Regions from separate parts of the Homo sapiens genome. Here region 1 is linked to region 2. A link is an interaction called in ENCODE POLR2A ChIA-PET data of the cell type or tissue named here. Cell type or tissue: endothelial cell of umbilical vein. All regions are shown on one strand. Links, peaks and the distances in the headings refer to the core of each region. The heading gives the core; the rest is flanking DNA.

The links. Peaks named below come from ENCODE experiments on the same cell type or tissue, not always from the same donor. Only the 100,000 strongest peaks of a DNase experiment are listed, where the experiment ranks them.
Region 1: POLR2A ChIA-PET joins it to region 2 with 5 read pairs; 2 of 35 experiments call an interaction of 5 or more read pairs at or near these places.

What each region holds. Positions count from the first base shown.
Region 1 is chr19:45,212,730-45,227,980 of GRCh38, forward strand. EXOC3L2 (exocyst complex component 3 like 2) reads right to left here. Exons shown (of 12, transcript NM_001382422.1): 6 at 15,245-15,251; 7 at 14,933-15,043; 8 at 12,049-12,184; 9 at 5,468-5,590; 10 at 4,799-4,954; 11 at 3,344-3,465; 12 at 1-628. The coding sequence ends at 340. It also overlaps a transcript of BLOC1S3 not described here. Among named protein-coding and RNA genes, the nearest start is that of EXOC3L2, 25 kb to the right of the region's middle. RefSeq lists enhancers at 3,183-3,717, 4,340-5,035, 5,036-5,729. In endothelial cell of umbilical vein, for the core only: no CTCF peak of the experiment used is centred there; no DNase peak of the experiment used is centred there.
Region 2 is chr19:45,480,942-45,496,192 of GRCh38, forward strand. It overlaps RTN2 (reticulon 2), which reads right to left. Exons shown (of 11, transcript NM_005619.5): 2 at 14,154-14,198; 3 at 13,585-14,064; 4 at 13,225-13,479; 5 at 12,219-12,437; 6 at 8,405-8,612; 7 at 7,907-8,045; 8 at 7,696-7,765; 9 at 7,530-7,576; 10 at 5,114-5,172; 11 at 4,353-4,848. The coding sequence ends at 4,767. Among named protein-coding and RNA genes, the nearest start is that of RTN2, 8.5 kb to the right of the region's middle. RefSeq lists a silencer at 11,843-12,082. In endothelial cell of umbilical vein, for the core only: CTCF peaks have their summits at 4,458 and 5,013 (motif pointing left); DNase peaks (open chromatin) are centred at 4,530 and 4,970; H3K4me3 peaks cover 495 bases; H3K27ac peaks cover 210 bases.

The DNA of each region.
Region 1 (15,251 bases), core at 4,628-12,627, 260 kb before region 2:
GACTACAGGCACACACCACCGTGCCCAGCTAATTTTTTATTTTTTGTAGAGATAGGGGGCAGGTCTCACTATGTTGCCCAGGCTGGTCTTGAACTCCTGGGCTCAAGCAATCCTCCGGCCTCAGCCTCCCAAAGTGTTGGGATTACAGGCATGAGCCACCGTGCCTGGCGTTTGTTTCCCTTCTGTACAGGGAGTTTGGGGTTGGGTGAAAAGACATCTAAGGGTCTTTCTATCCCAGGGGTGTGTGGTCCCAGGCAGGGAGTCAGGAGGGGCGCCGTACGGGAGGTTGGCTTGTCAGCAGCATAGATGGGGTCACTAAGGCCGGCGGTTGGGTGACCCTCAGCGCTGGGCCCGAGGTCGCGCTAGAGACGGAGGCCGGGGCCGAGGCAGACAGGCCAAACTGGGCCTGGCCAGCCGGGAGAGGGGGAGGCGGCCCAGGAAGAGAGGGAGGCTGAGACAGAAAGATGGGCGGGGCACAGGGATGTCTGCAAAGAAGGCACGGTCCCGAGGGGGTGACAGGGCTCCCTCCTCAGAGAGTTCCAGGTCCCGGGCCACGGCCAGGATCTCCTGGCGGGCGGCTGTGTTGCGCAGGCCACGGATGTCGAGGAGGGCTGCCACGTGCTTCTGCCTGTGGGGAGAGGAACAGACAGGTGCATGCAGATCCCCAGCTCTAGACACACACCCAACCCAGCCGTGGACCCCACCTGACCCCCTCACCTATCCCAGAAATTGCCTGAGTTCTGGGGCCTCTGTGTCCCCTCCAGAGCCTTCCCTCCAATCAGCTCCCTTGCCCAGGCCCTCACCTCATACCAGCTCCCTCCAGAACTTCACTTCCAACCATCTCCAAATCCCCCTTACAACCAACCCCAGAACCAGCCCTGGGATCTTCCTTTTCACCCCAAGCCTCAGCTCGTGATTAAAATTCACCTTCTCAGCTGGGTGCCGTGGCTCATGCCTGTAATCCCAGCACTTTGGGGGGCCAAGGCAGGCGGATCACCTGAGGTCAGGAGTTCGAGACCAGCCTGGCCAACATGGCGAAACCCTCTCTCTACTAAAAATACATTAAAAAAAAAAAAAAGCTGGGTGTGGTGGCAGGCGCTTGTAATCCTAGCTACTCAGGAGTCTGAGGCAAGAGAATCCCTTAAACCTGGGAGGCAGAGGTTGCAGTGAGCTGAGATCGCGCCACTGCAGTCCAGCCTGGGTGACACAGCGAGACTCCATTTCAAAAGTAAAAAAAAGAAAGAAACCTTGTACCCCACTCCCCCTAAATCCTCAGCCCTAGGTACCTCCTAATCTCAAGCTCAACCCCCTAAACCCAACCCAGCTAGCAAACTCTTAAACTTAGCTACAGATTCAAGTTCTGACTCATGATCCAATATTCAAGTTCAGAAACTCCACATCAGCAAGAATACTGGGACTTCTTGGGACCCCATGGGACTCCAGGAATATGTGCCTTCCCAAGGACATGACCTTATCCCCCAGAATCAGAACTGACCACCCTGAATCAATTCCAGGACCCCCACCCTCAGTGCTGAAACTGAAACCCGCTCATGCCTCACTCCTTGTTTTTCTGGGGTTCTGTTTCTCTGAGTATGTCTGAGAATGTGTCTGCCCAAATAGCACTGCAAGGACTGGCGTTGCTCCGGCAGCCACCACCACTGCCACCACCATCCAGCACTGTCACATGGTGGTGTGGTGTGCTGATCTGGTACACTAGTTTTTTTGTGTGTTTGTTTGTTTGTTTGTTTGTTTTGAGACAGAGTCTTGCTCTGTTGGCCAGGCTGGAGTGCAGTGGCGCGATCTCAGCTCACTGCAACCTCCGCCTCCTGGGCTCAAGCAATTCTCCTGCCTCAGCCTCCCGAGTAGCTGGGATTACAGGAGTGTGCCATCACACCTGGCTAATTTTTGTATTTTTAGTAGAGACGGTGTTTCACCATGTTGGCCAGGCTGGTCTCGAACTCCTGACCTCAGGTGATCCACCTACCTCGGCCTCCCAAAGTGCTGGGATTACAAGCGTGAGCCACCATGCCCGGCCGATCTGGTGTACTAGTTTTAGAGCCAGTCTACTGCCTGGGTTCAAGTTCCACCTTTGCCACTTGCTAGGCGTGATATTTCAATAGCTTTAATTATACCCCTTACTTATAGGCCAAGCGCAGTGGCTCACGCCTGTAATCTCAGCACTTTGGGAGGCAGAGGCAGGCGGATCACCTGAAGTCAGGAGCTCAAGACCAGTGTGGTCAACTTGGTGAAATCCCATCTCTACTAAAAATACAAAAATTAGCCGGGCGTGGTGGCACATGCCTATACTTGGGAGGCTGAGGCACAATAATCTCTTGAACCCGGGAGGCAGAGGTTGCAGTGAGCTGAGATCACTGCACTTCAGCCTGGGCGACAAAGTGAGACTCTGTCTCAAAAAACAAAACAAAACAAACAACAACAAAATACCCCTTATAAAGTTGGCATGGGCTGGGCAACGGTGGCTCACACTTCCCCATTCGTGGGAAGCCGAGGCAGGCAGATCACTTGAGCCCAGAAGTTCGAGACCAGCCTGGGCAACATGGTGAAACCCATCTCTGCAAAAAATACAAAAAATTAGCTGGGCATTGTGGTGCATGCCTGTGGTCCCAGCTACTCAGAAGGCTGAGGTGGGAGGGCTGCTTGAGCCCAGGAGGTCAAGGCTGCAGTGAACCGTGATTGTGCCACTGCACTCCAGCCAGGGAAACAGAGTGAGACCCTGTCTCAAAAAAAAAAGAAAAAAAGTTGGCATGTAAGATGCTTATTTAGGTCTGAAATAAGAACTCATTGAGTGAGAACTGGAATTGTTACTATAGTCATGGATGATGATGATGATGATGATGATGATAAATTTCCCTAATAACCCTATGACGAGAATACTACTATCCCCATGGAACGGATGAGGAAACTGAGGCTCCGAGAAGGTCACCTACAAAGGAAGTGACCTGGCAGGAGTTGAATGCCGCCTGCGCCTGCCGCTGTCCCAGTGCGTGTGCGCCCGTGTGCCCTGCGTGTCCCTGAGTCCCCTGCGGCTCCCCTGCGGGCTGGCCCTTCCTGCCTCCAGGCAGCCCTGCGCCCCCCTGCCCTGGGCTTCCTGTGACCGCCTGTTTGTTTGTGAGCCCTGGTGGCGGTGGCGGCGGAGGCAGCAGCGGCGGCAGGAGAAGGAGGGAAATCTTATTAATAATGCCCTGGTTCCAGCAGGAAACGGCCGTCAGACACGCTCACCGGCTCCCTCCCTCAGGAGGCAGGAAGCACAGGGACGGATGCCAAGGCCGCCAGGAGACCTCGGCCAGGCACGGCGAGCCCTGGCCCAGGCGGGGTGTCTCACCTGATGTCTGGGTAGTCGCGCACCAACACTCCCACCTCCACCTGGATGCTGGGCGTGTCTTCCAGCTGCATGACTTCAGCCAAATGGGGCACCACGGCATCCAGCCACGAGGCCTGGGACTCCTGCAGGGGAGGGAGGGTGCGGGGTCACACCCTCCCAAGATTGACCCTGCCAATTCCTGCCCCTCCTGGCTTGTTATACCATCTCTAAAATGTAGCAGAAACCAGGGGTGGTGGCTCAAGCCTGTAATCCCAGCACTTTGGGAGGAGGCCGAGGCGGGTGGATCACTAGAGGTCAGGACATCGAGACCAACCTGGCCAGTATGGTGAAACCCCATCTCTACTAAAAATACAAAAATTAGCCAGGCGTGGTGGTGCACACCTGTAATCCCAACTACTCAGGAGGCTGAAGCAGGAGAATCACTTGAAATCGAGAGGCAGAGGTTACAGTGAGCGGAGACTGCACCACTGCACTCCAGCCTGGGTGACGGAGCGAGACTCTGTCTCAAAAATAAAGAATAAAAATAAAAATAAAAAATAAAATGTAGCAGAAGACATACTATGGCCACATTTGAGAAAAATCCATAATATAATCTCCTCCCAGTTTTGCAGGTAATTTGGAACTCTGGGAAACATCTCCAAACCTCTTCCACGTCTGCAAAATCTTGCCTTTGCGGGGATGGAGACTGGACAAAGTGTACAAGGAAGCTCCCTGCATTCTTTCTTACATCTGCATGTGAATCTACAATTATCTCAAAAATTTTCCAAAGAAAACATTCCAAGGACTCCGGGCTTGGAACTCCAAGAAGAGCGACTGAATGAGGCCCTTCCAGCCCAGCTGAATACAACTGGGTACAAATAAGATCTGGCGGTTTTTAATTCCAGGGTTTAGAAATGTTAGGATTTCTGTGTTTCTGTTGCATGTAGTTTCTCTGTACGTTCATGGAGTCTTTTTTTTCTTTTTTTTTTGAGACAGAGTCTCACTCTGTCCTCCAGGCTGGAGTGTGGTGGCAGGATCTCGGCTCACTGCAACCTCCGCCTCTTAGTTCAAGCGATTCTCCTGCCTCAACCTCCCAAGTAGCTGGGATTACAGGCGTGAGCCACCACACCCGGATAATTTTGGTAATGCAAGGAGTTTTAACTCTGAGCCAGGCACTGTCCAAAGCACTTAACAGGAATTAACCAATCTGATCCTCAAAACAATGGATAGGGACCATTATTCGCCTTATTTAACAGCCGAGGAAAGCGCCCAGAGGCGAGTTCTCAGAGCAAGAAAGCCAGGTTTTAAGTGCAAAGGGTGTCGGTCAAAGTTACTGGTTGCTATTGACCCGAAGTTGGGTGAGAGTTTCTGTCCTGAGCTCTGCCCCTCTCCCCCTGGCTTTTGGGACCTGAGATTCTCGGAAGCCAAGCCTTGTCCTGGTTTCTGAAACACCCCCAACCGCGTCCCGACACTGACCAGCCGCCGGAACAGCCTCTGCAGTTGCGCCGCGTCCTCCCGGAGCCTGCCGGCCACGCGGCTGCGGGTCCGCGCCGAGCTGCAGCGCAGGCGCCCACGGAGCAGGGGCCGCACGTACTCGACCAGCGCCCGCCGGTGTAGCTCGGCTACCAGCGCCTGGAGGCGGAGGAGGGAAACCCGAGGGGTGTGAGCCATGCCCCACGGACTCCCATCCCGCCAGTCTGAAGGCCACCCCCGCCCCACTCGCCCACATCCACTCCGGGCACCCATGGGCACCCTTCCCGTGCCCACGCCCCAGTCCCCAGCCCCTGAGCTATCCTAGGATGCCTTCCCTGGCCCCCTAATTAGCCCGCGGACAGTCTCTGCCGGTCCCCAAAGGGTGCTCCATCCCAGCCTCTCCCCATTCCCCAAGCTCCACTCTCAGGGGCCCTGACTCAGTCTGCACCCCGCCTTACACCCCAGTTCCACGCACATGCCTCCCCGCAGACCCCGGGCAGGGGCCACCTCTCCCATCCACAGGGAGCCGCTCCCCACCTTAGAGGGGTTTCCTCCAGCAGGAGCGTTCTTGGCTCTCCCAACCTCCCAATCTCCCCTCTTCCCGTCCCTTTCCCCTTTCCTCCTCCCCTCTTTTCCCCCACCCCCACCTCCCCTCCCCTCAGGCAGGTGCACCTGGTAAGGCTCGTCCTGCATTCTGCGCAGGGCCAGGGCCTGGGCACCCAGCGTGCCCACGATGCCATCCAGGGCCTCCGGGCTGCTCAGCCACTTCCGGCGCATCAGCTTGTTGAAGTGTGGCTGGCAGGGACAGAGTAGGGGGTCACGCTCTCCTCCCTCCCACCCTCCCTCTTCACTTAGGAATAAGTTCCTGCAACCCTGCTCCGTGTTGAACCAGGGCTGTGCGGTGCTGGGAACACAAGGGGAAGAGATAGCCCCAGCCCTGGCATCCTTGGACTCACAGTCCAGAAGGGGAGAGAGACTGGTCCCCAGGTAGTGATGACCCAAAGCTGGCAAGGCTGGGACTCGGGAACCCAGGGGTTTAGGAAGCCCAGAGGGGATGCCTGACTCAGCATAGAGCCATGGAGGGCTTCCTGGAGGAGGGGACACCGGAACTGAGGCCCTGGTGATGATCTTCCTTAGCCAAGTGAGGGATGGGGGAGGGGGAGTGGCTCAATGGGAGAAAATAGTGAGTATTAAGAAAGTTCAGATTTCAGATGGGCATGTCAGGGAGAGGACCAGCGAAAAGGTCAGTGTGGTTGATGAAAACAGGGGACTTCATTTAAAAATTATTAAGGGCCGGGCACAGTGGTTCACACCTGTAATCCCAGCACTTTGGTAGGCCGAGGCAGGAGGGTAGCTTGAGCCCAAGAGTTTGAGACCAGCCTGGGCAACATTGCGAGACCCCATCTCTACAAAACATTTAAAAGTTAGCTGGGACTGCGCGCAGTGGCTCACGCCTGTAATCCTAGCACTTTGGAAGGCTGCGGCGGGTGGATCACCTAAGGTCAGGAGTTCAACCCTGTCTCTACTAAAATACAAAAATTAGCCGGGCGCGGTGGCGTGCAACTGTAGTTCCAGCTACTCTGGATGCTGACACAGCAGAATTGCTTGAACCTAGGAGGTGGAGGTTGCAGTGAGCCGAGATCACACCACTGCACTCCAGCCTGGGCGACAGAGTAAGACTCCGTCTCAAAAATAAGTAAATCAATTAAAAATAATAAAAATTAGCTGGGTATGGTGTCATGTGCCTGTAGTCCCAGCTACTCAGAAGGCTGAGGTGGGAGGATGGCTTGAGCCCAGGAGTTCAGGCTGCAGTGAAATATGATCATGATACTGCACTCCAGCCTGGGTAACAGAGGGAGGCCCCGTCTCAAAAAAAAAAAAAAAAAAAAAGAGAAAAAGTAAGAACTTTAAGACATATTTTTAAAATTCATTAACTATGCACAGCCCTTAAGGGAAGGAGGACGGATTGCTTCCACATTCCACTTCCTAGGTCTGGTTGAGAAAACATGTTCCCCATCTGGAGCTCTTAGGAAGGAGTATAGTAAATGCCTCAGTTAATAACATCCTCCTTTTTGAAAGTTGCCTTTTCTCTCCACCCTTGAGTAGATCCGGTATTTGACGAAACTTGTGAAAGTGGGTGGAACCTGTCTTGCCCCCTCTTTTCTAGAATGCACTGTATATGCGACTGTGACTTTCAAGGAAATGTGTTTGCCATTTGCTGATTTTGGGGGGAAGTTAATTTCTAACTTCTTCCACTGGTAAATGAAGGAAAGTATTGCACCTTGCAAATGCACCAAATGAATTGAGTTCACCATTTTAAAAACCGTCTTTTGGCCAGGCGGATCTCATTGGAAAATTATTAAGGGGCCAGGCATGGTGGCTTACACCTGTAATTCCAGCACTTTGGGAGGCTGAGGTGGGTGGATCACTTGAGGTCAGGAGTTCGAGACTAGCCTGGCCAGCATGGTGAAACCCCATCTCTACTAAAAATACAAAAAATTAGCTAGGCGTGATGGTGGGCGCCTGTAATCCCAGCTACTCGGGAGGCTGAGGCAGTAGAATCTCTTGAACCTGGGAGGCGGAGGTTGCAGTGAGCTGAGATCAAGCCATTGCACTCCAGCCTCAGCAACAAGAGCAAAACTCTGTCTCAAAAATAAATAAATAAATTAATTAAGGGCTGGGCACAGTGGCTCATGCCTGTAATCTCAGCACTTTGGGAGGCTGAGGCTCAAGAATTGCTTGAGCCAAGGGCAACATAGTAAGACTCCCTCTCTATAATTTTTTTTTGTTTGTTTAATTAGCTGGGCATGGTGGCCCACACTGTGGTCCTAGCTACTTAGGAGGCTGATGTGAGAGGATCATGTAAGCCCAGGTGGTTGAGGCTGCAATGAGCTATGATCATGCCATTGCACTCCAGCCTGGGCGACAGAGCAAGATTCTATCTCAAAAAAACAAACAGAAACAAAAACAAAACTCTTTTTCCCCCTGCCCAAAACAAAAAATAATAATAACTTTAAGACAGTGACAGAAGAGCATTAAACCAAGATTGGGCCTTTCGAAGTGTGTGTTTTGGGGGTGAGGGAAGCTGTGCGACCCTGAAGCTGGCATTGGGGTTTATTCCAGGCATAAGACAGGGAGGGGAGAGGTGAGGCTGGGGCAGGGCTGGATTGCACATGGCCTCCTGGGCTTGGGGAGAAGCCCCAGCTTTCTCCTGAGGGCACTAGGCAGCCATGGCCAGTTTGAGCTGGGGAGGGAGAGGGTCAGATTTGTGCTTTACCGAGATGGGAGGAGACGAGACTGAGGTAGAAATGATGGAGGAGGCTGGAAAAAAGGGGAAAGTGGAGATAGGGAGGGGATGAAAGGGGGTGAGGAAGGGGAAGAGGAGAATCCAAGTGGTAGAATTCATAGGATGAAGTGAGTGACCACCACCTGTGGGGAGGGAAGGGAGGTATCTGGAGGACACCAGAGACCCTGGAGATGGGCAGGCCGTGGGTCTCTCCCTGAGACAGGGGCGGGGGGAGGGTCGGGGGAGAGGCTGCAGTCTGGGTAGACACAGGGCATGTGAAGTTCGGAGATATCCCCAAGATGGTATCCATGGGAGGGCGTCTAATTCCCTCTTCAGCTCAGCCTCAGCACCTGCTCTCTCACCCTGACAGCAGCCCAGTTTTCTTTTTTGTTTTTTTGTGGTTTTTTTTTTTTGAAAGATAGGGTCTCACTATATTGCCCAGGCTGGTGTTGAACTGCTGAACTCAAGCAATCCTCCCACCTCACAGCCTCCCAAAGTGCTGGGATTACAGGTGAGAGCCACCATGTCTAATGTGTTGCTGGGTTTTGTTTGTTTGTTTTGAGACGGAATCTCGCTCTGTCGCCAGGCTAGGGTGCAGTGGCGCGATCTTGGCTCACTGCAACTTCTGCCTCCCAGTCAAGTGATTCTCCTGCCTACTCTCCTGAGTAGCTGGGGCTACAGGCACGTGCCACCATGCCCGGCTAATTTTTGCATTTTTAGTAGAGATGGGGTTTCACCGTGTTGGCCAGGATGGTCTCTTGACCTTGTGATCTGCCTGCCTTGGCCTCCCAAAGTGCTGAGATTATAGGTGTGAGCCACTGTGCCCAGCAGGGCTTTTTTTTTTTTTTTTTTTTTGATACAGGGTCTTGCACTGTCTCCCAGGCTGGAGTGCTACGGTGTGAACACAGCTCACTACATCCTCAACTTCCTGGGATCAAGCGATCCTCCCACTTCAGCCTCCCAAGTACCTGGGACTACAGGCACCCACCACCACACCCAGCTTATTGTTTTTTATTTTTTGTAGAGAAGAGGCCTCATTATGTTGCCCAGGCTGGTCTTGAACTCCTGGGCTCAATCGATCCTCCTGCCTCAGCCTTCAAAAGTGCTGGGATTACAGGTGTGAGCCACCACGCCCGGCCAGCTCTGTTTTCTGAACCTCCAAAAATGGAGCAAGGCATGAGGGAACCCACATAATGCCTGGGCCCTGGTGATTCTCCCAGGGTCCCCACCCTGGCTGATGCTCACATACACATGCACACTCATGCACACGGCGCACACACACACACAAACACTCCCTCAAAAGCCTACAGCTGTTCACACACTCACACAGGCATGCGAGCACAGCACTGTGTCCTGTCTCTTCATGTCTCTAGCTGGTTGTTTTTCTCTCCTTTTTTTTTTTTTTTTGAGACGGAGTCTCACTCTGTCGCCCAGGCTGAAGTACAGTGGCATGATCTCATTTCATTGCAACCTCTGCCTCCCACGTTCAAGCGATTCTCCTGCCTCAGCCTCCCGAGTAGCTGGAATTACAGGCGCTTGCCACCACGCCTGGCTAATTTTTTGTATTTTTAGTAGAGACGGGGTTTCACCATGTTGGCCAGGCTGGTCTCAAACTCTTGACCTCAAGTGATCTGCCTGCCTTGGCTTCCCAAAGTGCTAAGATTACAGGCATGAGCCACCACGCACAGTCTATCTCTAGCTGGTTCTGATGTCTCTCCCTCTGTCCCTCTGTCCCAGTCTCTCTCCTTTCCTTCCTCCCTCACCTATCTTGTTTTCTCAGTCTCTCCCTGTTTCTTTTGCTTCTGCTCTCTCTGTCTGTGTCTCTCTCTCCCTCAAAACATACATAGTGGTTTATAAGGCCAGGCACAGTGGCTCATGCCTGTAATCCCAGCCTGGGTGACAGAGCAAGACTCTGTCTCAAAAACAATTTAACAAAAACAAAAAAGCAAACATACATAGTGGTTTATAGACTAAGACCGTAGATTCGCAATGGGCTTTGCCACTTGCTGGTCTCATCTTCCTCACCTGTAAAATGAATCTACAACCCATCTCATAGGATTGCAGTGAGAATTAAACGAGCCGATACTCTCAAGCACCTGGCACAGTGAGTCCTGAGAATGTGTTTGCTGTTGCTATAAAGTCTGTATATTTAAGATAGCAAGCTGGGTGTGGTGGCTTACATCTGTAATCCCAACACTTTGGGAGGCCAAGTCAGGAGGATCGCTTGAGCCCAGGAGTTCAAGACCAGCCTGGGCAACATAGTGAGACCCTGTCTCTACCAGAAATACAAATAAATAGGCAGGGCGAGGTAGCTCACACCTATAATCCCAGCACTTTGGGAGGCCAAGGTGGGCAGATCACGAGGTCAAGAGATCGAGACCATCCTGGCCGACATGGTGAAACCCCGTCTCTACTAAAAATACAAAAATTAGCATGGTGGCGTGGTGGCAACCGCTATAGCATGGCAGGTGGCAGTAAGTGCTTTGGAGAAAAATAGCAGGGAGTCGGGAGGGGGGTTTGGTCTAGGGGCTTCTGTTTTTTTGTTTTTTGAGAGGGAAGTCTCGCTCTGTCACCCAGGCTGCAGTGCAATGGTGCGATCTTGGCTCACTGCAACCTCAGCCCCCTGGGTACAGGCAATTCTCCTGCCTCAGCCTCCAGAGTAGCTGGGAGTACAGGTGTGTGCTGCCACACCTGGCTAATTTTTGTAATTTTAGTAGAGACGGGGTTTTGCCATATTGGCCAGGCTGGTCTCAAACTCCTGACCTCAAGTGATCCGCCCACCTTGGCCTCCCAAGTGCTGGGATTACAGGCGTGAGCCACCGCACCCAGTCAGAGCTTCTGTTTTAAATGGGGCAATCAGCGAAGGTCGCACTGAGGTGACATTTGAGTCAAGACTTGAGGCAGGGCATGGTGGCTCACACCTGTAATCCCAGCACTTTGGGAGGCCGAGGTGGGCAGATCACATGAGGCCAGGAGTTTGAGACCAGCCTGGCCAACATGGTAAAACACCATCTCTACTAAAAATACAAAAAAATTAGCTGGGCGTGGTGGTGCATGCCTGTAATCCCAGCTACTAGGGAGGCTGAGGCAGGAAAATCGCTTGAACCTGGGAGGCAGAGGTTGCAGTGAGCTGAGATTGTGCCATTCCACTCCAGCCTGGGCGACACAGGGAGACTGTCTCAAAACAAAACAAGACTTGAAACAGGCATGAGAGGCAGCTATGTGGCTGTGAGAGGGAGAGCATTCCAGGCAGAGGGAAGGGCAAGTGCAAAGGCCCTGAGGCAGGAATGTACTTGCTGGGTTAAGAGACAGCAAGGGGGCTGGCGTGGCTGGAGTGGGATTAGTGGGAGAGCCAGGAGTGGGGGGAGGGTGGCGGGCAGGGCAGGAGATGAGGTCTGAGAAGGAGAGTAGTGAGGGAAGGGGCTGATTGTGCCGGGTTGTGGGGGCTACAGTGGGATTTTGGCATTTGCTCTGCGTGAGCTGGGAGTTGTGGGAGGATTCTGAGCAGAGAGAAGGGGAGTGTTCCACTGTATAACATGGGTTGAGCTTGTGTTACGGCCAGGAACACACTCCCCCTGCAGTCTCTCTCCTCAGTGCTCCCACCCCCCTACCACATTCACTCACCCACCTTTGCACCGAACCCCTATAGGGCGGGCACGAGGACCAGGAGATGGGTGTATGGGGCTCTGGGGTCTAGGAGAGCCTGAGCAGGGATCTGGGGGACCTCAGTGGGGAGGGGCTCCATCCAAACCTCAAGCCCCCTCCTGCTGATGGCCCTCTGTTATCCCGGTGGGTGCACCCTCTCCACTCCACCAACAGCCCAGGCATGGCCTTAACTGCCCCTGCCCCCCGCCCCTGTCTGCTTCCCAAACACTGAGCCATGGGCTAAAAGGAACTGGAGGATGGTGGGGGGCAGCGCTTCCCTGTCCTGGCATGGGCCCCAACCCTGGCCTCCCACCTCACTCACCTGCAGCTCCTGGAACAGCAGGTTGGCCACGACACGGTGGCAGAGCCGGGTCACATGGTCCAGAGCACTAGCAGATGCTTCCCGGGCCGGCTCGCTTTCTGGGGGCCCCACCCGGGCCAGGCGCTCGGCCAGAGCTCTGTGGGGATCAACAGAGCCAAAACTGAGGGACCCCAACATCTCAGCCCAACTGCCTAGGCCTGTCTTCCCTTAGGTAGATCAGAGGGGCACAGGGGTGACAGGTCAGATGGGGGGCTGAGAAAGGTCAGGGACTCTGGAGAGGGGTCAGGGGATGCTTGACAGGTTGGGGGTGTCTGGGGATTGGGGTGTCTGGGGACGTCAGGGGACTCATGGATGTTGGGGGGCTGAGGGATGGCTAGGAGGTCTAGGGTATATTGGGGGAGGGAAGGGGGGTCTCTCTGTGTCTTCGGGTCTCAGTTTCTCTTGGTGCTTTCTGGGTGAGAGTGTGGAGGCCTCCATTCTAAAAGTCTGTGGTTCTTTTTTTTTTTTTTGAGACGGAGTCTCGCTCTGTCACCCAGGCTGCAGTGCAGTGGTGCCATCTTGGCTCACTGTAAGTTCCGCCTCCCAGGTTCATGCCATTCTCCTGCCTCGGCCTTCCGAGTAGCTGGGACTACAGGCGCCCACCACCACACCCAGCTAATTTTTTGTATTTTTAGTAGAGATGGGGTTTCACCGTGTTAGCCAGGATGGTCTCGATCTCCTGACCTTGTGATCCACCTGCCTTGGCCTCCCAAAGTGCTGGGATTACAGGCATGAGCCGCCGCACCCGGCCAAGTCTGGGGTTCTAATGGTCTACAGCTCTGAAACTGTACCCTTACTCTTCTCTTTTTTTTTTTTTTTTTTTGAGACACAGTTTTGCTCTTGTTGCCCAGGCTGGAGTGCAGTGGCGCGATCTTGGCTCATTGCAACCTCAACCTCCCAGGTTCAAGTGAGTCTCCTGCCTCAGTCTCCCAAGTAGCTGAGACTACAGGCACCCGCCACCACACCTGGCTAATTTTTGTATTTTTAGTAGAGACAGGTTTTCACCATGTTGGTCAGGCTGGTCTTGAACTCCTGGCCTCAAGAGATCTGCCCACCTTGGCCTCCCAAAGTGTGGGATTATAGGCATGGGCCACTGCATCCTGCCCCGGCCATTTATTATGATTACTATTATTTGTAATACAAATGGTAGAATAGTATACCCACTTCTGCCCTTTCCTTCAACAGCTTGGAGACTTTTCCGTTAGGGCATGAAGAGTTCTCACGCTCCTTTTTAACATCTGAACTGGATTCCACTGCTTAGCTGTCCTATCATTTATTTAACTGGCCCTCGATAGATGGACAGTTGGTTCCATTTTTTCCAGGGAGGAACCCTGCACATATGTCATATCCCATGAGCTTTTGGCCTCTGAAGGGTGCATTCCTAGAGGATCTGCTGGGTCAAGCGCCCAGTGTTTGTGATTTGGGCAGAAAGTGCTTGGTCTGGACTGTTCTCCATTCGGCAATGGAAGAACACAGACTGCTACAATGATAGGAAATGGGAATGGCCAGGCAAGGTGGCTCATGCTTGTAATGCCAGCATTTTGGGAAGCTGAGGCAGGAGCATCACTTGAGCCTGGGAGTCCGAGACCAGCCTGGGCAACATAGAGAGACCTCCATCTCTTTTATTTTCTTTTTTTTGAGATGGAGTCTCGCTCTGTCACCCAGGCTGCAGTGCAGTGACGGGATCTTGGCTCACTGCAACCTCCACCTCCCAGGTTCAAGCGATTCTCCTGCCTCAGCTTCCTGAGTAGCTGGGATTACAGGCACCTGCCATCATGCCCAGCTAATTTTTGTATTTTTTTAGAGATGGGGTTTCACCATGTTGACCAGGCTGGTCTTGAACTCCTGACCTGAGATGAACTGCTCGCCTCGGCCTCCCAAAGTGCTGGGATTACAGGTGTGAGCCACTGTGCCCAGCTGACTCCCATCTCTTTTTTTTTTTTTTTTTTTTTTTGAGACGGAGTCTCGCTCTGACGCCCAGGCTGGAGTGTAGTGGCGCGATCTCAGCTCGCTGCAAGCTCCGCCTCCCAGGTTCACGCCATTCTCCTGCCTCAGCCTTCGGAGTAGCTGGGACTACAGGTGCCCACCACCAAGCCCGGCTAATTTTTTTGTATTCTTAGTAGAGACAAGGTTTCACTGTGTTAGCCAGGATGGTCTCGATCTCCTGACCTCATGATCTACCCGCCTCGGCCTCCCAAAGTGCTGGGATTACGGGTGTGAGCCACGATGCCTGGCCCCCATCTCTCTCTCTTTTTTTTTAGTTAAACTAATCAAAAAGGATAAAAAGGCAAAAAAAAAATCTGTCATTCTTTTTTTTTTGAGACGGAGTCTTGCTCTGTCTTCCAGGCTGGAGTGCAGTGGTGCGATCTTGGCTCACTGCAAGCTCCGCCTCCCGGGTTCTCACCATTCTCCTGCCTCAGCCTCCCGAGTAGCTGGGACTACAGGTGCCCGCCACCATGCCCGGCTAATTTTTTTTTGTATTTTTTAGTAGAGACGGGGTTTCACCGTGTTAGCCAGGATGGTCTCGATCTCCTGACCTCGTGACCCGCCTGCCTCGGCCTCCCAAAGTGCTGGGATTACAGGCATGAGCCACTGTGCCCAGCCAAAATCTATCATTCTTAGAGTCTTGAGTCCGGCGTCTAGGATTCTGTAATTCGAACACTCCAATATTCGGATGCTCTGTGGTGCTATGGCTGTTTCAAGGACTCCCAGATTTTATGCGTCTAAGGTCCCATGCTCAGACTCCCCTGAGTCAGTTCTGCAATCCCCACCCAGGATCCGGGCATCCCAGGTCAGCTTCCACCTTGGATTGGTCCTCCCTCCATCACACCATGGATGCCCTCACCTCAGTGGGGGGCCGCAGTTGACCAGGGCGATGGTCTTGCTGATATAGGTGTCAGGTAGCATCTCCCGGACTGCTGGGTTCTCATGGAATCGCTCCACACGCTGCTGGAAGCTGGTGGGAGGAAAGGGGACAGATAGGGCGCCACTGGGTCAGGGTCCCTCGTGGGCACCCAGCCTGCCAAAGCCACCATCCCTGCGGTGGCACTCTACCTGTCCTCAGGTGACTCCCTCTCATCTCTCCTCTCTCTATTGGATCCCAGGCCCTGATGCCCAACCCCCAGCAGAGCTAACCTGTGCTCCCAGGTTCCCCTACCTCTGCA
Region 2 (15,251 bases), core at 1,195-9,194:
TTGCCTCAGCCTCCCTGGGATGACAGGCATATACCATCACGCCCAGCTAATTTTAATTTTTTTTGTAGAAACAGGGGCCTCACTTTGTTGCCCAGACTGGCCTCGAACTCCTGGCCTCAAGTGATGCTTCTGCCTTGGGCTCCTAAAGTGCTGGAATTTCACGCGTGAGCCACAGCACCTGGCCTCACTATCCTTCTTTCAGCCTCAGTTTTCTCATTTGTATAACCAGACTAGTACAACTGATCTCACTGGAGAAATCATGATATAAAATTCTGACACTGGCTGAGGCAACTGGGAGGAGCTCAGTAAAGGCTGTTTCTGCTGGGCACGGTGGCTCACACATGTAATCCCAGCACTTTGGGAGGCCAAGGTGGGTGGATCACAGGAGATTAGAAGTTCCAGACCATCTGGCAAGCATGGTAAAACCCCATCTCTACTAACAATTCAAAAAGTAGCCAGGCATGGTGGCTCACACCTGTGATCCCAGCTACTCGGGAGGCTAAGGCAGGAGAATCCCTTGAACCCAGGAGGCTGAGGTTGCAGTGAGCCAAGATTGTGCCACTGCACTCCATCCTGGGCGACAGAGCAAGACTCTGTCAAAAAAAAAAAAAAAAGTTTTTTTTTTTTTGGCTGGAATTACAGGCGCCTGCCCCCACACCTGGCTAATTTTTGTTTTTTGTTTTTTTAGGAGAGACGGGGTTTCACCATGTTCACCAGACTGGTCTTGAACTCCTGACCTCAGGTAATCCAACTGCCTCAGCTTCCCAAAGTGCTGAGATTACAGGCGGGAGCCACTACACCTGGCCAATAAAGGCCGTTTCAGTCTTCAATCTGTTTTGAGCTTGGAGGCTTTAGTCATTCCCAGACCCAAAATCTCAATCAGACCCTCTTCCACCACTTTTTGTGATAGATCAATAAACATTTTGTCTTATGGGAAGTTTAACTAAGAGTATCTTTAGAAAGTTTTGGACAGGCGCTGTAATCCCAGCACTTTGGGAGGCCGAGATGAGCGGATAGCTTGAGCCCAGGAGTTAGAGACAAGCCTGGGCAACATAGTGAGACTCTGTCTCAAAAAAAAAAAAAAGAAAGAAAGAAAAGAAAAAAAGAAAAAAAAAGTATTCCCTCTGCTTGGCAAATCCAGATTCAAGATATATCCCCTAAACCCTCTTTGTTTTAATTAGATAGTTGCTGCTAGGCACCTCTGTATACAAATTCTGAGGATGTAAGGACTCCTTGGAACACCGTTATCTGTCTCCTAATATGTGACGTGTGTATGACGAACAAGTGAGTTTTTTTTTTTTTTGTTTCTTTTTTTTGGTTTTTTGTTTTGAGACGCAGTCTCGCTCTGTCGCCCAGGCTGGAGTGTAGTGGCGCGATCTTGGCTCACTGCAAGCTCTGCCTCCCAGGTTCACGCCATTCTCCTGCCTCAGCCTCCCTAGTAGCTGGAACTACAGGCGCCCGCCACCACTCCCGGCTAATTTTTTTGTATTTTTAGTAGAGACGGGGTTTCACCGTGTTAGCCAGGATGGTCTCGATCTCCTGACCTCATGATCTGCCCGCCTCGGCCTCCCAAAGTGCTGGGATTACAGGCGTAAGCCACCGAGCCCGGCTTTTTTTTGAGATGGAGTTTCCCTCTTGTTGCTCAGGCTGGAGTGCAGTGGTGTGATCTCGGCTCACTGCAACTTCCGCCTCCCGGGTTCAAGCGATTTTCCTGCCTCAGCCTCCCAAGTAGCTGGGATTACAGGCATGCACCACCACGCCCGGCCAATTTTGTATTTTTAGTAGAGACATGGTTTCTCCATGTTGGTCAGGCTGGTCTCCAACTCCCGACCTCAGGTGATCCACGTGCCTTGGCCTCCTAAAGTGCTGAGATTACAGGCGTGAGCCACTGCGCCTGGCTGCACAAACATTTTAAACGTCAATATTTTTGTGTTTATTTTTACTATTGTCTTCTATTTCTGGCAAGCAATACTGGTTTCTGGTGGCAAGGTAACCTTTCTTCTTAAAATACATTTGTTATTATATTATTAAATATTAAACCAATTTTCAAGAAAAATATTAGATAAATAGCAGAACAGGTTGTAGAAAGATGAAGGTCATGTGGGGAATGACTGAGGTTTGGGAAACAATATTATAACTCCTTACTGTGCATTTATTATATGCCAGGCCCAATGCCAAGGGCTTTACATGTAGGTATAGTTATGGTTGACAGTTTTCTTCTTTTTCTTTTCTTTTTTTTTGAAACAGGGTCTTGCTCTGTCGCCCTGTCTGGAGTGCAGTGACACAATCTCAGCTCACTACAACCTCCACCTCCTTAGTTCAAGTGATTCTCCTGCCTCAGCCTCCCGTGTAGCTGGTCTTACAGGTGCCCACCACCACATCCGGTATTTTTAGTAGGGACGAGGTTTTACCATGTTGGCGAGGCTTGTCTTGAACTCCTGACCTCAGGTGATCCACCTTCCTTGGCCTCCCAAAGGCTGGGATTACAGGTGTGAGCCACTGCACCTGGCCTCTTTTTTTCTTACTTAATTTTTTTGTAGAGATGAGGTCTATGTTGCCCAAACTTGTCTCGAACTCCTGGCCTTAAGTGATCCTCCCTCCTTGGCCTTCCAAAGTGCTGGGATTGCAGACGTGAGCCATCGTGCCCGGCCTAATAAGTTTTCCATTTGAGGAAACTGAGGCTTTGAGAGATGAAGTCATATGCTCAAGGTCATACAGCGAAGGGGTAGTAGAGCCAGGATTCAAACCCAAGTCTGTGGATCTTTAGACCTCAGTGTTCTCCCAGTCTCCCCACGGGTCCCTTTGCTTCATCCTTTCCGAGTTTAGTTGTCTTTTTTGTTGTTGTTCTTGTTGTTGCTGTTTTTTGATAGAGTCTCGCCCTGTTGCCCAGGCTGGAGTGCAGCGGCATGATCCTGGCTCACTGCAACCTCTGCCTCCTGGGTTCAAGTGATTCTCCTGCCTCAGGCTCCCGAGTAGCTGGGATTACAGGTATGCGCCGCCACACCCAGCTAATTTTTGTATTTTTAGTAGAGATGGAGTTTCATCATGTTGGTCAGGCTGGTCTGGAACTCCTGACCTCAGTGATCTGCCCACCTTGGCCTCCCAAAGTGCTGGGATTACAGGCGTGAGCCACTACGCCCAGTATGTAGTTTTTTTGTGTTTTGTTTTTGTTTTTGTTTAGAGACAGGGTCTCCCTCTGTAACTCAGGCTGAAGTGCAGTGGTGTGATCATAGCTCTCTGTAACCTCGAACTCCTGGCCTCAAGCAATTTTCCTGTCTTAGCCTCCCAAGTACCTGGGACTACAGGCATGCACCACCACGCCCGGATAAATTTTTTTTTTTTTTAGAGACGGGGGTCTTGTTATGTTGCTCAGGGTGGTCTCGAACTTTTGGCCTCAAGTGATCTTCCCACATTGGCCTCCCGAAGTGTTGGGATCACAGATGTGAGTCATCATGCCAGGCCTCAGATTAGTGTTGAAACTGGAAGTCCAGGGAGGCCCTGTATTTGTTCCCGAGGCAATCAGGGTGGGGAGACGTGGGTGGATGAGAGAAGTTTGTGAGGCAGGATAGACACAGCATTGTGACTGATTGTTTGTGGGAGGTGAGTGTGTAGAAGTCCAGAGCCATACCTGGGTGTCTGGCCTGGTGACACCGTGGGCAGTGAAAACATCTCTGAGTTGGAAATCAGGTAGGATGAAGAAGACGTTTGGTTAGATTTAGGGTGGAAGGGGCATCCAGAGGCCGTTGGACACGTGGGTTTGGGCTCAGTTGAGGTGGCTGCACAGTAGGCAGGGTGTGGGATCCATTAGTGATGTCTGCCTTGAGCACAGGCATGGGAAGTGGCTGCCAAGGCTTGGCTAACCCTGGAATGGGTGGTCTGTCAGCATCTTCCCCTCAATCATTTCTTTCTTTTTTTTTTTTTTGAGACAGAATCTCGCTCTGTCGCCGAGGCTGGAGTGCAGTGGCGCAATCTTGGCTCACTACAACCTCCATCTCCCAGATTCAAGCGACTCTCATGCCTCAGCCTCCCGAGTAGCTGTGATTACAGGCATGCACCACCACACCCGGCTAAATTTTGTATTTTTAGTAGAGATGAGGTTTCACCATGTTGGCCAGGCTGGTCTTGAACTTCTGGTCTCAAGTGATCCGCCCTCCTCGGCCTCCCAAAGTGCTGGGATTACAGGCGTGAGCCACTGCGCCCGGCCTCCCCTCAATCATTTCATAACCTACACAGATGGCAGAGGGAGCTCCTTCTCCAGAGATGGGGAAGGTTCTCCTGGAGTGTCACTTAAGTGCCTTTCAGTGCAGAAAGGTGAACAACTGGAGGGTTCTGGAAGCACAAGAGGCCTCGGGTTTTCCACAGGAGTCTTTATTACAGTGTAAATCCAAGCTCAGGCCTCCCCTGGGCCCCATGCAAAGCCCCGGCGTTGGGGCTAGTAGCATCCAGGAGACACCAACGCCTCACGGCGCCTCCAGCGGCGGGTCCGGAAGTGCAGGGTGGTGCCCTGTCTAGGCAACTACAAGTCCCAGCAGGCCCCGCGGCCAAGGTGCCTCGTCTTTCCTGGACTCCTGGAGCAGAGCCTCTTGGGAAATGTAGTCCTGGTCGCTCAGGTAATTAGCGCAGAGTCCCTAGTGGGAGTGATCCTGACACCCACCGGGAAAAGGCTCGGGCCGAGGAGGGGGGTGGGTGGGAACGGACAAGAGATGGAGGGGGCCAGAGGGCTGCGGGGGCTGGGGGCAGGCGTCCTGCGGGCAGAGACACCGTTCTCATTCGGCTTTGGCTTTGGATCCGGAGACTGCGGCTGCTGCAGAGGCCAGGGCTCCGGTCCCTGGGATTTTAGCTCGGATCCTGAAGGAGAAACAGGTGGGATCACGAGGTGGGGCAAGAGACGCGGGGTGGGCATCTGGGGACAACGGGGAAAGCTGGGTGGGAAACTGACCAAGAGCCCGAAGCCAGCTCCTGCCCTCCACCTAGTGGCCTACATTGGAATTGCCTCCTCAGCCTTTTCAAGGGGACATTACCCCAGGAGATTTGCGGACAGCGAGAGTAGAAAGGAAAGGTTCCCAAGCTCCCCCACTTCCCCCTCCCATCGACCTCCGCCCCATGCTCTTACTTAGCTTTGATGTGGCTCAACTGATTGGTCACCAACCCCACATATTGGTCGATCTGAGCCTGGGGAGACCAAAGAAAGGTGAAAGAAGGGATTGGAGGGGTTTCTTCTCTTTAGTCACATAGGAGGCTGCTTCCTCCCCAACCTCCAAATTAGGAGTTGTGAAGAGTGGCCCACCACGCCACCCCCGGCTCTAAACTTCATAGAATACATTAGATGCCAGAGATGCCAGTTATAGGGTCAGTGAGTTGGGCCATACTCTGTATGGAGAGTGATGTCAGGTGGAACGCACAAGTATCTGGCAGTGAGGCCGTGTCCTGGGCACGATGGTTAATCTTTGAGTGAGTTTGCATACGTGTGTGTTGTGGGGTAGGGTGAGAACAGAAGGCACTGGCATTGGTCACCGAGTCCCTGAGTGGATTGATTTATATACTCGTGTTTTTTAAAAAATTATTTATTTATTTGTATTTATTTTTTTGAGACAGGGTCTCGCTCTGTCACCCAGCCTGGAGTGCAGTGGCATGATCTCGGTTCTCTGCAACCTCAGCCTCCTGAGTTCAAGCGATTCTCCTGCCTCAGCCTCCCGAATAGCTGGGATTACAGGTGTGCACCAACATGCCCGGCTAATTTTTGGATTATTTATTTATTTTTTTCTTGTTCTTTTTTTTTTCTTTTTCTTTCTTTCTTTTTTTTTTTTTCCTGAGACGGAGTCTTGTTCTGTGGCCCAGGCTGGACTGCAGTGGTGCAATCTCAGCTCACTGCCACCACTGCCTCCCGGGTTCAAGCGATTCTCCTGCCTCAGCCTCCCGAGTAGCTGGGATTACAGGTGGACACCACCAAGCCTTGCTAATTTTTGGATTTTTAATACAGACAGGGTTTTACCATGTTGGCCAGGCTGGTCTCGAACTCCTGACCTCAAGTGATCCGCCTGCCTCAGCCTCCCAAAGCTGGGATCACAAGCGTGAGCCACCATGCCCAGCCTTTTTTTTTTTTTTTTTTTTTTTTTTTTTAGATAGGGTCTTGCTCTGTTGCCCAGGCTGGAGTGCAGTGGCATGATCACAGCTCACTGCAGCCTCTACCTCCTAGGGTTCAACTCATCCTCTTGCTTCAGCTTTCAGAGTAACTGGGACTATAGGTGTGTGCCACCACACCTGGCTAGTTTTTAACCTTTTTGTAGAGATGGGGGTCTTACTATGTTGCCGAGGCTGGTCTTGAACTTCTGGCCTCAAGCAATTCTCCTGTCTCAACCTCCCAAAGTGCCGGGATTACAGTTGTGAGCCACTGTGCCTGGCCTGATTTAAATACAGTTTAATTGTGAGTCTTGGTGATTCCAGCCTGTGAAGGACAGAGTTAGGACTAACTGGCAGGGCATATTATCATGTGGCTCCCAGCTGTGCTGGAGAAGGGGCTGTCAGTCCATCCGCCTGTCTCTGGATAGGATGGATGTCAGCAGTCCTGCTAATGTCAGTCTTGTGGGCAACAGCCATCCCACTCTTGATTTTATTTTTATGTTTTTATTTTTTATTTTTTGGTTTTTTTTTTTTTTTTTTTTGAGACAGACTCTTGCTCTGTCACCCAGGCTGGAATGCAGTAGCATTTAACTGACATGTCAGTTAAAATCAAGAGTGAAGGCCAATCTCAGCACTTTGGGAGGCCAACGCGGGCAGATCACCTGAGGTCGGGAGTTGGAGACCAGCCTGGCCAGCATGGTGAAACCCGGTCTCTACTAAAAATACAAAAAATTAGCCAGGCATGGTGGCAGGCACCTGTGATCCCAGCTACTCGGGAAGCTGAGGCAGGAGAATCGCTTGAACCTGGGAGGCAGAGGCTGCAGTGAGCCAAGATCGTGCCACTGCACTCCAGTCTGGGCAACAGAGCGAGACTCCATCTCAAAAAAAAAAAAAAAAAAAGGCAGCAAAGGCTAGGCACAGTGGCTCACGCCTGTAATCCCAGCACTTTGGGAGGCCAAGGTGGGCAGATCACTTGAGGTTAGGAGTTTGAGACCAGCCTGGCCAGCATGGCAAAACTCCGTCTCTGCTAAAAATACAAAAATTAGCCGGGCACGGTGGCCATATGCCTGTAATCCCAGCTACTCAGAGATTGAGGCAGGAGACTTGCTTGAGCCCAGGAAACGGAGGTTGCAGTGAGCCGAGATCACACCACTGCACTCCAGCCTGGGCAACAGAGCAAGACTCTGTCTCAAAGAAAACCCAAAACAAAACAAAAACAAACAAAAAGCCTGTCCCTGGCTGATGCTGATAAGACATGTTACTTAGACTCTGGTTGTATTGGGAAGGTGCTGCAGCCAGGACACCTGTGTCTGGCCGGGACATCTGTCAATGGGACCCCGGTTCTGGAAGGAGATGGTCAGACCCCCATGTTTAGCTGGGGTGCTGACAACTGAGGGTGTCACACTCACCTGGTGCTGCCGGTACAGCAGGGGGATGGTGAATAGACCAATCACTCCTGTGGGTACAGAGATGGGGGCGTCAGGGTGTTCCCAAGAGATGAACAGTTCCATCTGGAGCCCTGTCCCCCACCAGACTCCAAGTCCCCATTTGCCCCTTACGGCCTTCCCAGCTCACCCAGAATGAGAAGAGTCAAACCATTGAAGATGGCACCCACGAAGGTCAAGATGTAGAAGAGGAGGGCCAGCTGGGGGTGAAGGTCAGGGTCAGCAGAGCCCACCGGGAATTCCCTCTCATGCTGTGAATTTACCCAACAGTCGCCCTCCCACCCCCTAGCCATGCAGAGGTGAATGGGGGAACCCAGGAGGGGCTGAGAGCTCCAGGCCACCTTGAGGGAATCCACGAGGTCTTCTACCAGGAAGAAGTGCCGCAGCTGCGTGGCCGCCGAGACCACGCGGGAGGTGATCTGGTGGGACAAACGTTCCGTCTGCTCCCGAGTCAGGGTGAGGTCCACATCCAGGTAGGCCCTGCGGGGACAAAGGAGTGTGGGGCGACTCAGTGGGTGACCAGCTCAGACTGGTGCAGGGGCAGCTGAAACAAGGGAGAGGAATGGCGGTTGGGAGAAGACCAGAGTTAGGACTGAGGGGCAGCTCAGAGGAATCATATGTAGAGGGCTGGGGTCAGGGTCAGGGTCAGGGGAAGGGATCGAGGATGAAGGGTACCAGGTTAGGATCAGAGATTAGGATTGAAGGGTAGGTTAGGGGATCGGGATGAAAAATGATCAAGATGAGTCGGGGTCCGGGTGGGAGTCGGTGCCTGATTTGAGGTCGTGGGTCATGCTTTAGGGTCAGGACAGGGGCTCAGGTCAGGGGCCGGGGGTTCTCACTGGAAAGGGTTGGCTCCATCCCCCCGGTGCACGGCCTGCAGCACTTTGCGGTAAACCCTGAGAGAGATGGTGCCGCAGAGCAGCAACAGAGCCAAGTGCGCGGCCACGGACACGATGCTAAAGTGCAGGAGGCAGAGGAGGGAGACCATCAGGCCTGTGAAGACCACTCCTGACGTCCTCGTGTCCTTCCAGTACAGCAGGTCCGCCACTGTGGAGGGGTGGGGGGCATCAGGGCTTGTACCTGACCTGGCTGGTCTCCTCACCTCCCTTTCCCTGTCCTACAGCTGAAAATGACTTCTCGACACACCTGTTTGAGCATAACCTGATTTCCTTTTTTTTTTTTTTTTTTTGAGAGACAGGGTCTCACTCTGTCACCCAGGCTGGAGGCAGTGGTGCAATCATAGCTCACTGCAGCCTCGATCTCCTGGGCTCAAGTGATCCTCCCACGTCAGCCTCCTCAGTAGCTGGGACTACAGGTGTGCACCACCACTCAGCTAATTTTTGTTTTTGTTTCTGTTTTTAGAGGTAGGTGGCTCTCACTGTGTTGCCCAGGCTAGTCTCGAACTCCTGGCCTCAAGTTATCCTCCTGCATCAGCCCTCCAAAGTGCTGGGATTATACGTGTGAGGCACAGCACACAGCCCGATTTGCAATTTTTTAAAAATTATTTTATTTTATTTTTATTTTTTTCTCTATTGCCCAGGCTGGAGTGCAGTGGCGCAATCACGACTCACTGCAACCTCCGCCTCCCTGGTTCAAGCGATTCTCCTGCCTCAGCCTTCTAAGTAGCTGGGATTACAGGCATGTGCCACCATTCCCGGCTAATTTTTGTATTTTTAGTAGAGACGGGGTTTCACCATGTTGGTCAGGCTGGTCTCGAACTCCTGACCTCGTGGTCCACCCGCCTTGGCCTCCCAAAGTGCTGGGATTACAGGCATGTGCTACCGCGCCTGGCCTTAATTCATTATTTTAAAGAGCTGCATAGTATTCTGTGTTGTGGCTGTGCTCCTGTGCTCTCATTCATTTTATTTAACCATGTACCTATTGCTGGGTCATTCAGTTTGTTTCCTAACCCCTTCACCGCAAGCAGGGCTGCAAGCAACATCCTCCAACAGATATTCTCACCTCCTGGAGTGACTATTTCTGAGACAGATTCCCAGGGTGGAATTGCTGGGTGGACTGGTTGTGTGTCTGTGTGTGTGTGTGTGTGTGTGTGTGTGTGTGTGTTTTGTTTTTGTTTTTATTTTTTTTGAGACGGATTCTCGCTCTATTGCCTAGGCTGGAGTGCAATGGCACAATCTTGGCTCACTGCAACCTCCGCTTCCTGGGTTCAAGCAATTCTCCTGCCTCAGCCTCCTGAGTAGCTGAGATTACAGGAGGGCTCCACCACACCCGGCTAATTTTTTATATTTTGGTAGAGATGGGGTTTCACCATGTTGGCCAGGCTGGTCTCGAACTCCTGACCTCAAGTAATCCTCCCACCTCGGCCTCCCAAAGTGTTGGGATTACAAGCGTGAGACACCACGCCTGACCTTGGTTTGTTTGTTTGTTTTTTTTTTTGAGACAGAGTTTCGCTCTTGTTGCCCAGGCTGGAGTGCAATTGTGCAATCTCGGCTCACTGCAACCTCCACCTCCCGGGTTCAAGCGATTCTCCTGCCTCAGCCTCCCGAGTAGCTGGGATTACAGGCATGTGCCATCATGCCTGGCTAATTTTTTGTTATTTTTAGTTAGAGATGGGGTTTCACCGTGTTAGCCAGGATGGTCTTGATCTCCTGACCTCAGGTGATCCACCCACCTTGGCCTCCAAAAGTGCTGGGATTACAGGCGTGAGCCACCACGCCCGGCCACATTTTTTTTTTTTTTATTTTTAGAGGCAGAGTCTCACTCTGTCACCCTGGCTGGAGTGCAGTGGCGTGATCATGGCTCACTACAGCCTCTACCTCCCAGAGTCAAGCAAACCTCCTACCTCGGCCTCCTAGCAGCTGGGACTACAGGTGGCACCACGATATCGTGCTAATTTTTTTTTTTTTTTTTTTGGACAAAGTCTTCCTCTGTCACCCAGGCTGGAGTACAGTGGCATGATCTCAGCTCACTGCAGCCTCTGCCTCCCGAGTTCAAGAGATTCTTGTGCCTCAGCCTCCCAACTAGCTGGGATCACAGGCATGAGCTGCCATGCCTGGCCTGGCTAATTTTTTTTTTTTTTTTTGAGGCAGAATCTCGCTCTGTTGCCCAAGCTGGAGTGCAGTGGCGCGATCTCAGCTCACTGCAAGCTCTGCCTCCCGGGTTCACGCCATTCTCCTGCCTCAGCCTCCCGAGTAGCTGGGACTACAGGCGCCCGTCACCATGCCCGGCTAATTTTTTGTATTTTAGTAGAGACGGGGTTTCACCATGTTAGCCAGGATGGTCTCGATCTCCTGACCTTGTGATCTGCCCACCTCGACCTCCTAAACCTGGCTAATTTTTAAATGTTTTGTAGAGATAGGGTCTCGCTATGTTGCCCAGGTTGAATTCCTGGCTTCAAGTGATCCTCCCACCTCGGCCTCCCAAAGTGTTGGGATTACAGGCATGAGCCACCGCGCTCGGTCATATATATTTTTTTAATGTCATAAATTTTGAAACACTGCTTACTAGTAAGACCATAACAGTTCTTATTTCCACAAGAAGCAAGAGAAAGATCTTTTCCCAGCATCCTGCCCTGCAGTGGGTTGCAGTTCTTTTTAACTTTTGCCAATCTGTCAGGTGTAAAGTGATATCCCCTTGATACCCTTAGCAACACATGTTTCTAAGTCCTAAATGTATTAATCACGCCATACTCCTTTCCAGGGCCTAACTCAAATTTCTGACCCCTTTCTGAGACCCTAAAACACACCTCCTAAACCCAACCTCAGCCCTGACCAGTGACCTTTGTACCCCAACCTTCATCTCATCTGTCTAAACTTTAGGCTCACTCCTGTAATCACAACACTTTGGGAGGCCGAGGCGGGAGGATCACCTGAGGCCTGGACAACATAGTGAGACCCTGTCTCTACAAACAAAATAAGAAAATTAGCAGGGCGTGGTGGCCTGTGGCTCTAGTCCCAACTACTTGGGAGGCTGAGGTGGGAGGATCACTTGTGCCCAGGTGTTGGAGGCTGCAGTGAGCTATGATCCCACCACTGCACTCCAGAAAGGGCGACAGAGGGAGACTCTGTGGCTTAAAAAGAAAAAGAAACTTTAGTAATCTGCTTTCCTTTGAGTCCTGAAAACCAGGAACTCAGTACCTTTCTATTTCTTTCCAGATCCTCTCTATCCTCCCACACTCCCTCCAACTGACCCCTCCGACCGGTCCCTCTTAGAGGCTCACCCCTCACTTCCGTCTCCTTCCAATGCATCTCCTCTCATTTACCTCCAAATAGGGCAGCCCCTCCCTCCCCATAGCAGGGCCCTCCCAGGCAGGCTCCTAGTGGCCGGCGCCGGTGGATGGGGGAGGGGCCAGGTCGCCTGAGGCGGGGGCTAAGTTTAGGCACGCTGGGGGGAGGGGGCCTCCCCGCAGCTGTTCTGGCCCGTCTGGCCCCTGAGTGACAGCGCTGCCTGGGGCCGAGGCTGGGGGAGGGGGTCCTCCCTGCTCCTGGGCCCCAAAGTGCTGGCTCGAAGGAGAAGGGACCCCATGCTCCCTCTGGGTCCTCCCTATACTGCCCCTCGGCCCCCTAGCCCCAGCCTGCAGCGCTGCGGAAGCAGATCAGTAATAAAAATGCTCCGGATGTGCAGGAGATAAGGGCGAGTTTGGACCCCGTTCCGCCGACCTCAGCCCCCGTCCAGCCCGTTCCGCAAGCCCACCTTTACTCCCCATATCGGCTCCGAGTGAGAGGCTGGGGACACCGCTGCTTCTCGGGGATTTTGCCCACTTCAGTAGAACCCGGAGGACAGGAGTAGGGGGGGTGGGGCCCCTTTGGACCCAGCCAATGGCTGTCCACAGAGGTGGGGACAATTCCAAAATTGGAACCGTCTTGTAAACAGCCAAAAGCAATGATGTCTTTAACCATTCCATAGCTGTTCCTGGAGGCGGAGCATATTTTAAAGTAAGGCTGGGTCATTTTACAACTGGCCAATAGATGTGGTCAGGAAAAAGAGGGTTTTTGTTTGTTTTTTCAAATAGAGATCGAGTCTCCCTATGTTGCCCAGGCTGGTCTTGCACTCTTGGCTTCAAAGGATCCTCCCGCCTCGGCCTCCCAAAGTGTTTAGGATTACAGGCATGAGCCACTGCGCCCGGCCAAAAAGAAGAGTTTTTAAAAGGCACAGAGTTTACTTATAAATATTCTACGGCCACATCTAAATAAGGAGAGAACTGTATTTTTTCAGGGATTTGGCCTGTCCAAAATCAGCCACTAGGAGGAGCACTCCAGAAGAGGGAGGATTATTTTATTTTATTTTTATTTTTTGAGACGGAGTCTCGCTCTGTCGCCCAGGCTGGAGTGCAGTGGCGCGATCTTGGCTCACTGCAACCTCTGCCTTCCAGGTTCAAGCGATTCTCCTGCCTCAGCCTCCCGAGTACAGACGGGGTTTCACCATGTTGGCCAGGCTGATCTCGAACTCCTCACCTCAAGTGATCCGCCCGCCTCGGCCTCCCAAAGGGCTGGGATTACAGGCATGAGCCACCGCGCCCGGCCGGGGAAATTTTTTTAAAAAGCGGAGTTTATCACGTCTAGCCAGATGTGATATCACGTCTATCTCTTCCCTTTTCCACTATGTACTGTTCCTTTGCGAGGTTGGTCCCTTTAATTCAAAATCCTCTCACCTTTTGCCTTCTGTGGGCCAATGCAGCATCTTCATACACGTTGCTTACCTAGAAGGCGTGGCTCCACCGTGAATTCTAATTGGTCCGTGCTATCGAGGCACTGTCCCCTTACTGGCTCTCGCTCCAGTGGCCCCCACTGCTTTTCTTCCTCTTCCAGCAATGGCTCTTCGGGCCCAGAGTTCGAATCTCGCGATCGGGATGGGGACGGAGTACCGGCCTGGGGTGTCCCAGAGCCCGGACTGAGCTGGGGAGTCAAGACCTCGGGCGATGAGGGCTGAGCAAGTCGGAGTCGTAGGTCCAGTTCTGATACGGTAGAGAGAGGAGGCCGTGAGCTTTCTTCTTGGAGGTGCCCCAAGGAGAAACCACCCACCCCTCTTGGCTTTGGTCCCAGCACCTCGGACATCTCACCTTCCCCAGCTTCTCCTGTCTCCAATCTGTTGGGTTCTTGGGGTTCTTCGTCTTCCAGCGGGGTGGAGCTGCTGGTGGAAGAGTCCTCCCCGGATCCCGTTCCCCGGGCCACCCAGCCCAGATGGTCCAACCGAAGCCTCAGGTCTTCCAGAGGGCGCTCGGATGGAGGCGCGGTGTCAGGATCACCCCGTCGTCCAGGCTCCGGGGATTGGCTCAGGCTGGGGATGCTCTCCAAGCTGTCGCCCAGGCTGGGCTGAGGGTGCTGGTCTCGTGGTTCCGAGACTGAGCGGCCCTGGGGGCGGGGGCGGCGGGCAGTTGAATCCCTGCGGCCCCCGGAGCCCACTACACCATCAAAGGCGATGTAGGAGAAGGTCAGCTCCCGGGGGGTGCCCCAGTCCTGCGACGTGGTCTCCTCCTCGTCCTCCTCTGAGAATTCCCGGGCTGTGTGCAGCTCTCGAAAATCAGAGTCGTCGTTCCCTCCTGCAGTGGGTGAAGGAGAGCCTTGTTTCCCTCAGCAGGTCCCTGAGCTGCCCAGCCCTGAGCCCCTTCACATGCTCCCCACCACTTACCTTCTGTGGAATCAGGAGTTGAGGAGGCTGTAGACGGAGCTTCTTCTGCGAGAGGGAAAGAATCGAAGACTCTTAGAAGCTTAGACTGTCCGAATCACAGAAGTGTCCCAGTCCTGGAATCTTAGAATATTTGAATCACGGGATTTTTAGAACATTCTGCACACAGACTCTAAAACCTAGCATCACTGCCTGATGAAGCTCAGAGTCTTTGAAGTCCAAATCCAGGAATCTTAATCTTAGAGTCTTCAAAGTAGGAATCTTAGGAGGTTTCAATTCATTCATTCGTTCAACAACCACTTATTGAGCACCTACTATGTGCCAGGCACTGTTCTAGGTCCTGGGGATACAGCTGTGAAGAAAACAGACAAAATCCCTGCCCTCCTAGAGCTGACACTCTTTGGGATAGACAAACAATAAACAAGTGAATATATGACGTCGGGTGCAGATGAGCATAGGGAGCAAAGTAAAGAAGGGTAGGGGAAGAGAAAGTGAAGGGGTGCTGTTTCTCATAGGGTGGTCAAGAAGGCTTCTCTGATAAGATGACGTTTGAGCAGAGATCTGAAGGAAGTGAGGAAGCCATGCAGATGTTCAGGGACGTCTTCCAGGTAGAGAAGAAAGCCAGTGCAAAGGCCCTGAGCCAGGCACCATGCTTGGCATCTGAGGAACTGAGAGGTGCGAAGATATGACTGGAGAAGAGTGACTGAGGAGGAGAGGAGTGGGAGGTGAGAACAGAGAGGTAAGGGCGGTGGGGAGAGACAGACGAGGTGGTCCTCCCTTTGTAATCTGAAGTTAACGACAAGATCATAGAATGTTGGGATGATACTCGAAAATGCTGAAATCACCAATTCTTAGAATTTTGGCATCTGGACACGCGAGACATGGAAATGGCTAGATCTAAGGGTGTTGAAATCCCCAGCTGTCAGAACCCCCATGTGTGGGACAGAGAACGGTAGACATGGACTGTTATAGCTGTGAGCTCAGAGATTGTGAGGCTAGGCGTTTTCAGCTGGGAATCCAGCCCCTTAGAGCTAGTTCAGAGCTTTGCACATAGATGATGCTCAATGCGGTTTGGAAATTGAAATCTGACGCCCTGTGCCC